Regions from separate parts of the Homo sapiens genome. Here all the other regions are linked to region 1. A link is a contact called in ENCODE Hi-C or POLR2A ChIA-PET data. All regions are on one chromosome and are shown on one strand. The core of a region is the stretch at or near the end of the contact, and the rest is flanking DNA. Distances in the headings are between cores, read along the strand shown. Region 1 overlaps EHMT1 (euchromatic histone lysine methyltransferase 1). Region 2 overlaps EHMT1 (euchromatic histone lysine methyltransferase 1). Region 3 overlaps EHMT1 (euchromatic histone lysine methyltransferase 1).

Evidence for each region. A loop is a pair of places that touch in the nucleus more often than their neighbours do. ChIA-PET counts read pairs that join two places held with the same protein, here RNA polymerase II (POLR2A). Pooled maps may share reads with other maps.
Region 2: a loop to region 1 is called in a pooled map, with 2.4 times the contacts of the local background. The contact joins two enhancer-like sites. A Hi-C loop is called at or near these places in 1 of 50 pooled maps. POLR2A ChIA-PET finds 5 or more read pairs at or near these places in 3 of 52 experiments (AG04449, HEK293 and IMR-90).
Region 3: a loop to region 1 is called in a pooled map, with 9 times the contacts of the local background. The contact joins two enhancer-like sites. A Hi-C loop is called at or near these places in 2 of 37 single-sample maps with no recorded cell type and 5 of 50 pooled maps. POLR2A ChIA-PET finds 5 or more read pairs at or near these places in 1 of 52 experiments (WTC11).

The regions. Positions count from the first base shown.
Region 1 is chr9:137,824,465-137,827,229 of GRCh38, reverse strand. The region is part of intron 25 of EHMT1 (euchromatic histone lysine methyltransferase 1); the gene reads right to left. Among named protein-coding and RNA genes, the nearest start is that of MIR602, 13 kb to the left of the region's middle. Within about 2 kb of position 1,414, at least 3 of the 41 ENCODE cell types and tissues checked have a DNase peak (open chromatin) inside an H3K27ac peak, as active enhancers do.
Region 2 is chr9:137,638,123-137,640,887 of GRCh38, reverse strand. The region is part of intron 1 of EHMT1 (euchromatic histone lysine methyltransferase 1); the gene reads right to left. It also overlaps the pseudogene SETP5. Among named protein-coding and RNA genes, the nearest start is that of EHMT1, 20 kb to the right of the region's middle. Within about 2 kb of position 1,432, at least 4 of the 41 ENCODE cell types and tissues checked have a DNase peak (open chromatin) inside an H3K27ac peak, as active enhancers do.
Region 3 is chr9:137,671,758-137,674,522 of GRCh38, reverse strand. All of the region lies in intron 1 of EHMT1 (euchromatic histone lysine methyltransferase 1), which reads right to left. Among named protein-coding and RNA genes, the nearest start is that of EHMT1, 54 kb to the right of the region's middle. RefSeq lists an enhancer at 977-1,086. Within about 2 kb of position 1,327, at least 6 of the 41 ENCODE cell types and tissues checked have a DNase peak (open chromatin) inside an H3K27ac peak, as active enhancers do.

The DNA.
Region 1 (2,765 bases), core at 165-2,664:
CTGGCTGCATCTGGTTGCAGACAGACTGGAAGGCAAGGAATCAGGCGAGTGTGGCAGCTCTGGGGCATCAAGGAGTGTGGAGAGTGCTGACAGGATGTCCCTGAGGAGGTGAGGGCAGGCGTGGCTCCAGACAGGAGAAGGAAGCACAGAAAGTCCATGCCATGGAACAGGTGTGAAGGCACAGCACAGACGTGTGGGGGAGGAGGCGGGGACCCCCCGGCCAACATGACAAGCGAGTCAAGGAACTGAGAGCCTCCAGCAGCGATCTGATGGAGCAGTATTGTGCCTGTTGAATGTGACAACTTAAAAGCAGCCTGGTAAGTTGCAGTCCTTATTTTACAAAAGGATTGGCCCACAGTGAACTGGGAATATGGAAATGGCCCTTCCACACAGACAGTTTGGGAGGTGCGGCCCTAGGTGAGCAGGAGGAACCTGGCCAGTGAAGGCCACAGCCGCATCAGCAGGGAGACAGGCCTGTGTGCACAATGCTGCCATTAGGAGGTGGTTTCGAAGCCCCAGCAAAGCTCTCCCCTCTCCTCTGGGCTGCGGCTCCACCCGCCTGTCTTGGTCTCACTGGTTATCACGCAGTGAGAAGGCAGGGTCCCTCCATGAGCCAGGCGGTGGGGTCCTCCTGAGAACCAAACCAGTAGGTGCCTTGACCTTGGACTTCTGGCCTCCAGCACTGTGAGAAACCAGTCTGTTGTGCAGTCTATGGTGTTCTGTTACAGCAGCCTCAACGGACTGAGACAGGCCCCAGGAACCAGGGCCACCTGGAGGCTAAAGTCAGCTGGGGTGACAGAGGCCACGGCCTGCAGCTTAGCTCTGAGGCCTCCTGGTGCCTGGAAGTGGACCGGGGTGACCCAGTGCATCTTCTTCAAGCAGGTTTGAAAATACAATGTCTGGCACTCAAACAAAACTAACCAGAAACATGAGGAGACAGGGAAAGAAGAAGATAAGCAGCAAAACAGATGCTAGAAACAGACCTACAGAGATGCCAGATGCTGGAAGGAGAGACCAGGGCAGGAGATATGGCAGCAAGGAGACGGCACAGAAACAGGAACACACCGCCCCACCCACCCACCCCCTATGGACCCAGACTGACCACACAACACAGCACTGACGCCACATGGTTAAAATACACATAAATTATTTCCAGTAACAATAGCATATAAATCAGATATTCACATTAACAGAACAAGGAGAAAAATCATAGGCTTATTTCAATAGATTTTTTTAAATGTTCAACAAAATTCAACAACAATTCATGAAACTCTTTGGGACAGAAAAGAGAACTTTGTTATTCTGATAAAAGCATCCCGACGCCTGCACAACAGCATCACGGGAAACAGTCCTGAAAGGCCACGCCTCCTCCCTGACACTGGGCAGCCCCGCCGGTGTAGACGACAAGAATGAGAAGTGAAACCAAGGGGACCGGGGCAGCCTGCGTGGTGATGACACGGGCACACACACACAAAACAATGGACCCACACATATCATTACACTTAATAGGTGACTTTAGGCCACAGGTTAAAGAGTTAATTTTAAAAACCTACTCTATTTCTATCCATCAAGCAACAAGAGGAAAAATATGCCTCCTTCAAATACAAGAGCATCAGGGTTTCTGAGATGCTAAGGGCTCCTGCTTCTGACTGTGATGGGTCAGCTGGTGCTGCACTTGCCCTCCCACCCAAGACTGATGGCCCAGCCAAATCCACAGGACACAAACAGAGGTGCCCAGGGTGGCACCTCTGGGCAGTTTCTCATACAGTTGAAGGTCACTCACACATGACCCAGCCAGGAAATGGTAAAGGCCAGATGGCATGTGATTCCACTTACATGATATTGTGGAAAAGGCAGGATTGCAGGAAGCAAGTCAGCGTGGCCGTGGCTCGGAGTGGGGAAGGCAGGTGCCCGTGAGGAGAGGGAGTCGGCCCACACACATGTAGAATTCTAAGGCAGCCCCAAGAGTCTCCCTTGTATCAACCCATCCCCTTGAGCGTGACTTGCTTCTGGCCCACAGAATGTGAGGAAGGCAGCGTGGCAAAGCCCCGACATTCTCCTGCTGGCCTTCAAGAAGAGAGCTGCCTCTAGGAGCTCAGAGCACCCCCGGTTGCCAGCCAGCAAGGAAGCAGAGGCCTCATCCTGCAGCCAAGGAAGTGAATTCTGACAACCCAGGGAGCATTTACAAAAGGCCTGAAGCTAACATTAGACAGGGTAAGGACACCTCTTCCCCCAGTGCCGGGAAGAGAACAAGCATTATGCCCGACCTTCCAGAAAACAAAGCTGCACGGCTCAGAACGCGAGAAGAAAAACTGTCTTTACTCACACATGACGTGACCACATGTGCAGACAAGCCTAATAGTCCAAAAAGTGAGTAGAATTCATACATTTAACAAGGTCAATGCACAAAAAAATCAAGTATTTCCGCATTATTTCCAACAAACAACTGGAAGATGAAATTTAAAAACAATACTGTTTATAATACATGAAAAGTATGATGTGCTTAGGAATACATTTAACAAAACACAGTGTAAGATCTACATACTAAAAGCTACAAGGCTCTGCTGAGAGAAACTCAATATCAAACTCAAAGACAGCTGGGCCACCTACAGACACAGGGTCAGAAGGCTCAATGCGATAATGGCCAGCAGATTTAGTGCAGTCTCAGCAAAAATTCCAGCAGCCTTGGCCTGTACTGACGCCCGGGCTCTCAATTGTCTATGGAAATGCAAAGGACATGGAGGAGCAAAACAGTTTTGAAAAAA
Region 2 (2,765 bases), core at 183-2,682, 190 kb after region 1:
TTGTCTACACCGTGGATCTCAACTTATCTGGGGGGGAAATACCTTGAGGAGAATAAAATGTGAAAAGAATCTCTACCTCTTTCTGTTTCAAACTCATTTTTATCCCTTCCTATCTCAACAAACTTGTATGGAATCAACATCACCATGTTCTATGGAAAAAAGAACAACTTTCTGCCCCCTTTGCACTGTTGGAAGCTAAAGGGCGCCAGGCCCCTATAATGCAGAGAATTCTAGCATTTTTTCCTTCTCTGCATATTGGGCTCAGAGAAAACATGTATCTACTTGCTCTTGATTAAAAAAAGAAAATTTCAGACCAGGCACAGGGGTGCACACCTGTAATCCTAGCACTTTGGGAGACCAAGATGGGAGGATCACTTGAGGCCAGGAGTTCAAAACCAGCCTGAGCAACATAGGAAGACCCCATCTTTACAAAAAATTTAAAAATTAGCTGGACATAGTGGCAGATGCCAGTGGTCCCAGCTGATCAGGAAGCCAAGGTGGGAGGACTGCTTGAGCCCAGGGTCAAGGCTGCAGTGAGCTATGATCACGCCACTGCACTCCAGCCAGGGTAACAGCAAGACCAGGTCTCTAAAACACACAAAAATAAAACAAAACAAAAATTAAAATTAAAAGCTTTAAAAAATAAGGTTACAGGCCAGGCACGGTGGCTCACACCCGTAATCCCAGCACTTTGGGAGGCCGAGGCAGGCGGATCACCTGAGTTCAGGAGTTCAAGAACAGCCTGGCCAACACAGCGAAACCCCATCTCTACTAAAAATATAAAACTTAGCCGGGCACAGTGGCACATGCCTGTAATCCTAGCTACTCGGGAGGCAGAGGCAGGACAATCACTCGAACCCGGGAGGCAGAGGTTACGGTGAGCCAAGATCGCGCCATTGCACTCCAGCCTGGGCAACAAGAGCGAGACTCCGTCTCTAAATAAATAAGGTTACAGAAGGCCAGCAAAGGGTGGGTCTCAAATGTCTGGTGGGTTGAGTGGGCATTCTGATATCACAGCTCCTCCTCTGGCTGATTAATGGGGAGGTACAACAGACATCCTTGCAGTCTAAGGTGACACTTTAAAAATAAAATCTCTTCTATCAGGTAAGAAAAATACATATATATGATTCAACTGCTGAATCTACAAGATCCGATCTCAGATGGAAAGGACTGTAAGAGACATCCCTTCGATTGAAGATACAAAGAGATTAAAAGGCCAGAAAAAGATATAGTATGCAAAAATAAACCATAAAAAAACTGAAGTGGCTATACTGACATCAGACAAAATAGACTTTAAAACAAAAACATTTATAGAGACAAAGAGGGACATTTCATAATGAGAGAAGTGTCAAAACACCCAGGCAGATGTAACAACTATAAACACACGCAAGATAACATAGTCTCAAAACACGAGGCAAAAACCAACAGAACTGAAAGTGAAAATGTAAAATTCGACAGTACTGTAGATCTCATACTCTACTCTCAATAACTAATAGAACTAGAAAGAAAATGAGAAAGAATAAGGAAGACTTAATACTATCAACCAATTCAATCTGACATATAGGGAACATTCCACCTAATAAATTCATAATGCACATTATTTTCAAGCACTGATGAAACATTCCCCAGGACAGAATATAATACGGGATTTTTTTTTTAATCTAACAAATTAAACACACTGAAACTATACAAAGTATAATTCTGACCATACAGGAATTACATTAGAAATCAACAAAACAAAGAAATCCAGGAAATACCTAAATATTTAGAAATTAAATGACACACTTCTAAAGTCACAAGGGAAAATAGAAAATATTCTGAACTGAATAAAAATGAAAATACAACATATCAACATTTATAGGAAGCAGCCTGTTTTTTCCTAGGACACATGTAACAATAGAAATGTATGGTCTCGAAGTTCTGAAGGCTGGAAGTCCACAATGAAGGTGTCAGTAGGCCTTGTGGTCTGTAATGGCTTTGGAGTGCCATCCCCTGCCTCGGCCAGGCTCTGGGGTCTGCTGGCCGTCCCTGACACTCCTTGGCTTATGGAAGCATCACCCCAGTCATGCGCCACTTCTCCCTGTGTGTCCGCATGCTGTCTTCCTTCTGTGCATGTCTGTGTTCACAAGGCATCCTTTTTTTTTTATGAGGACACGTAAGTCATACTGGATTAGAGGCCTACCCTACTCAACTATGATTTCATCTTAACTAATCTGCAATGACCCTATTTCCAAATAAGGTCAAATTCTGAAGTATGGGGTTTAGGACTTCAACATATTTTTTAGGGGAATGCAATTTATTCTATAACATAGCTAAAAGCATTAAGAAACTAGTAAAAAACTAGGCCGGGTGCAGTGGCTCATGCCTGCAATCCCAACACTTTGGGAGGCCAAGGCGGGTGGATCATTTGAAGTCAGGAGTTTGAGACCACCTCGGCCAACATGGTGAGACATCATCTCTACTAAAAATACAAAAATTAGCCGGGCGTGGTGGCGGGTGCCTGTAATCTCAGCTACTTGGGAGGCTGAGGTGGGTGGATCACCTGAGGTCAGGAGCGCGAGACCAGCACAGCCAACATGGTGAAACTCCGTCTCCTAAAAATGCAAAAAATTAGCTGGGCATGGTGGCGCACGCCTATATTCCCAACTATTCAGGAGGCAGAGGCAGGAGAATTGCTTGAACCCAGGAGGCGGAGCTTGCAGTGAGCCGAGATCGCACCACTGCACTCCAGCCTGGGCAAAAGGGCGAGACTCCATCTTAAAAAA
Region 3 (2,765 bases), core at 78-2,577, 150 kb after region 1:
TAGACCAGACAGAACACAAAGAAAGAGCGCTGGAGCCGAGAGTCAGGGCATCTGGGGACACTGGCCAACAGTGAGATTCTCCGTCAGCCTGCAGAGTGTGGGAGAGCCAGAAAAGGGGACGGAATTCTGAGAGATTTTACTGTGGGTTTTAATTTATATCATGTTGGTGCTCTTTGATAGATGCCAGTGAAGAGCACAATCCTGTTTAATGTCTTTCGGCACCTGGAATTTGGTCTCAGAACAGGGCTCGATGGAGAGGTTGGCCTTCAGGAGGCCCTGGTGCAGGCGGGTCACACGTGCAGCCCCCCTCGCCCCACCACTGCCTCGTAAAGGGCAGCATGTGTTACGGTGCTGGTTTTCTAAGCTCACTGCGCTCCAGACCCTGTGAGGAATGCCTTGGTGTTTTAGAACGTCTCCCTGCCCACCCTGGATCGCCCCACTGCCTCTCTCCACTAACCGTATTTCAAACAGTGTGTGAAAAAAGCAGCTTTAGCTGGTCAGCACCTTGTCTGGGCCTCCTGGGCTCTATTCCAAGACAACAGATTGTCCTGCCCCCAATCAAGGCCTCAGCCCCCAGGCTCCAGAGAACAGTACAGCCCTAGGAGGGACCCACAGACTCTCAGGTCCTGCTAGTATTGGCTCCGGGAGGCTAAGTAATATGTTGACACATACAGATGCTGTTTTTTAATCTTACTATATTCATAGTAATTGTGTCATTTTCCATCTTTTCAATTCATACATACTCTCACACAATTACCACCATGAAATGACGGGCCTTAACATTTTTCTAATGTGAGAAACAAGTTTTGAAGACACTGATGAACACTGGCAGCCCCGGCCAGAGCCTCCCTGAGGGCAGGGCCAGTGCCAGGCAGGGCAGCAGCGCAGTTTCGCCAGGAGTTGTCTGGTGTAAAGCACAGGCTGGGAGTGCGGGTCTGAGGGAGGGACACAGACATGACCTCCACACACTCCCTGGCACATCCTCGAGGCCGGAGCTTCACACTGCCTTCAGCTCAGCCACCAGGGACACTGCAGCTGGACACAGCTGCCCTGCCTCCCAGGACACCCATCTCCTCTTCAGAACAACATGAGACATAAAAATAAGGCTGTACAGAACTTACACACCATGAAAAAATGAGAAGCCTATTTCTTTTTTCAGATCAGAAGAGCAACGTGAGCAACGGTCCTATCAGAAATACAACAAATATAAAAGCAGCAGTCGAGAATGGTGAGGGACCACAAACCCCTGGGGACTTGGTCCAGGCCAGCTCTGAGCACCACCAGGCACCCAGACTAGCACACAAGTAAGGGGTGCTCAATAAACACCTGCTGGGAGGTTCCTACACACTCTAGGATGTCACTCTAAGATGAGACAACCCTGATGCAAAAGGAAGGTAAGGTTCTTTGCTAAGCACTTCAAAGCAGAATCATCTTAAATTGGCAAAAAAGCAACCCATATAAAACTGGTTCTCAAGCTCCATCCAGCCCGGTGTCAGCCTTCGGACCTAGAACAAAAGCACCACCTTGTGGTTAGAAGTGTAAATGCAGGCTTAAACCTGCATGCAGAAAACCACAAGGTATAGTAGTAATATTAATAAATTCTCTGCAATCGGTAAAGTTCCTGGTAGAAGACCACATTCCTACTCATGTCAGAGATTGTTTTTTAAATGTTTCCACAACACTGCTCTGTAATACGATTGAGATAGCATGGGAAAACAAACACACACTCATGGCTGAATTTCATTCAAAATCTCCATGTTGATAAAAAGACATTAAACCTAAGGAGTTGACTATTTTGAAGGATATGACACAAAAATGTGAAACTTATCCCCAATCAGAATGTCAGCTCTACGAGAGGCAGAAACTGGTTGGTTGGTTGGTTAGTTCACTGCAGTACTGCGCCAGGCGCTTTGGTTTACGGTAAAACAACAATTCCCAAACTTTTCATTCTCAAGACCACGTCACACTCTAAACACACTGAGTACCCCAAAGGGATTTTGTCCACGAGTTGCCAGAATGGCACCAAGTTAGTGTTACCATGTCAAAACCTCCTGTACAAATAAAATAAACCTACTACGTGCTAACATAAAATTTACTTTATGAAAATGCCACCGAGTTAGTGTTACTATGTCAAAACCTCCTGTACAAATAACAATAAACCTACTACATGTTAACATAAAATACTTTATGAAAATGGCATCAAGTTAGTTTTACCATTTGTCAAAACCTCCTGTACAAATAACAATAAACCTACTACGCGTTAACATAAAACACTTTATGAAAATGAAGTATTCTTTTAAAAAAAGAAACAAAAGTGATACGGTTTTACATTTGTGCACCTATCTTTTCCAGTCAGCAGAGCCAGATGCTCACACCGCCTGCTGCACGCCCTCTATGGCACTATCACACATCTCGTGCCTGACACTCAGCACAGAATGAGAGCGAAAGGTAAATAATGCTTCACATCTGTATGTAGCCGGAGCCCTGGAAGAATCCTGGGGTCTCTGCACTGTCATGTCTGCTGGACAGGAAGTGCTGGGGGAGCTTCACTGAGTGCAGGGAGAAGGGGCGCAGCACGAACACAAGGACTAAGGGGCCACGGCCTCTCCACAGCCACATGTCGGGGCAAGGCCTGGACCACAGCACTGCAGGGTTGGGGTCCTTATTTCATCAGGATTCCAAGTATAGGATTCAGGCCCAGGCACAGTGGCTGATGCCTGTGATCCCAGCACTTTGGAAGGCCAAGGCTGGTGGAAAGCTTGAGC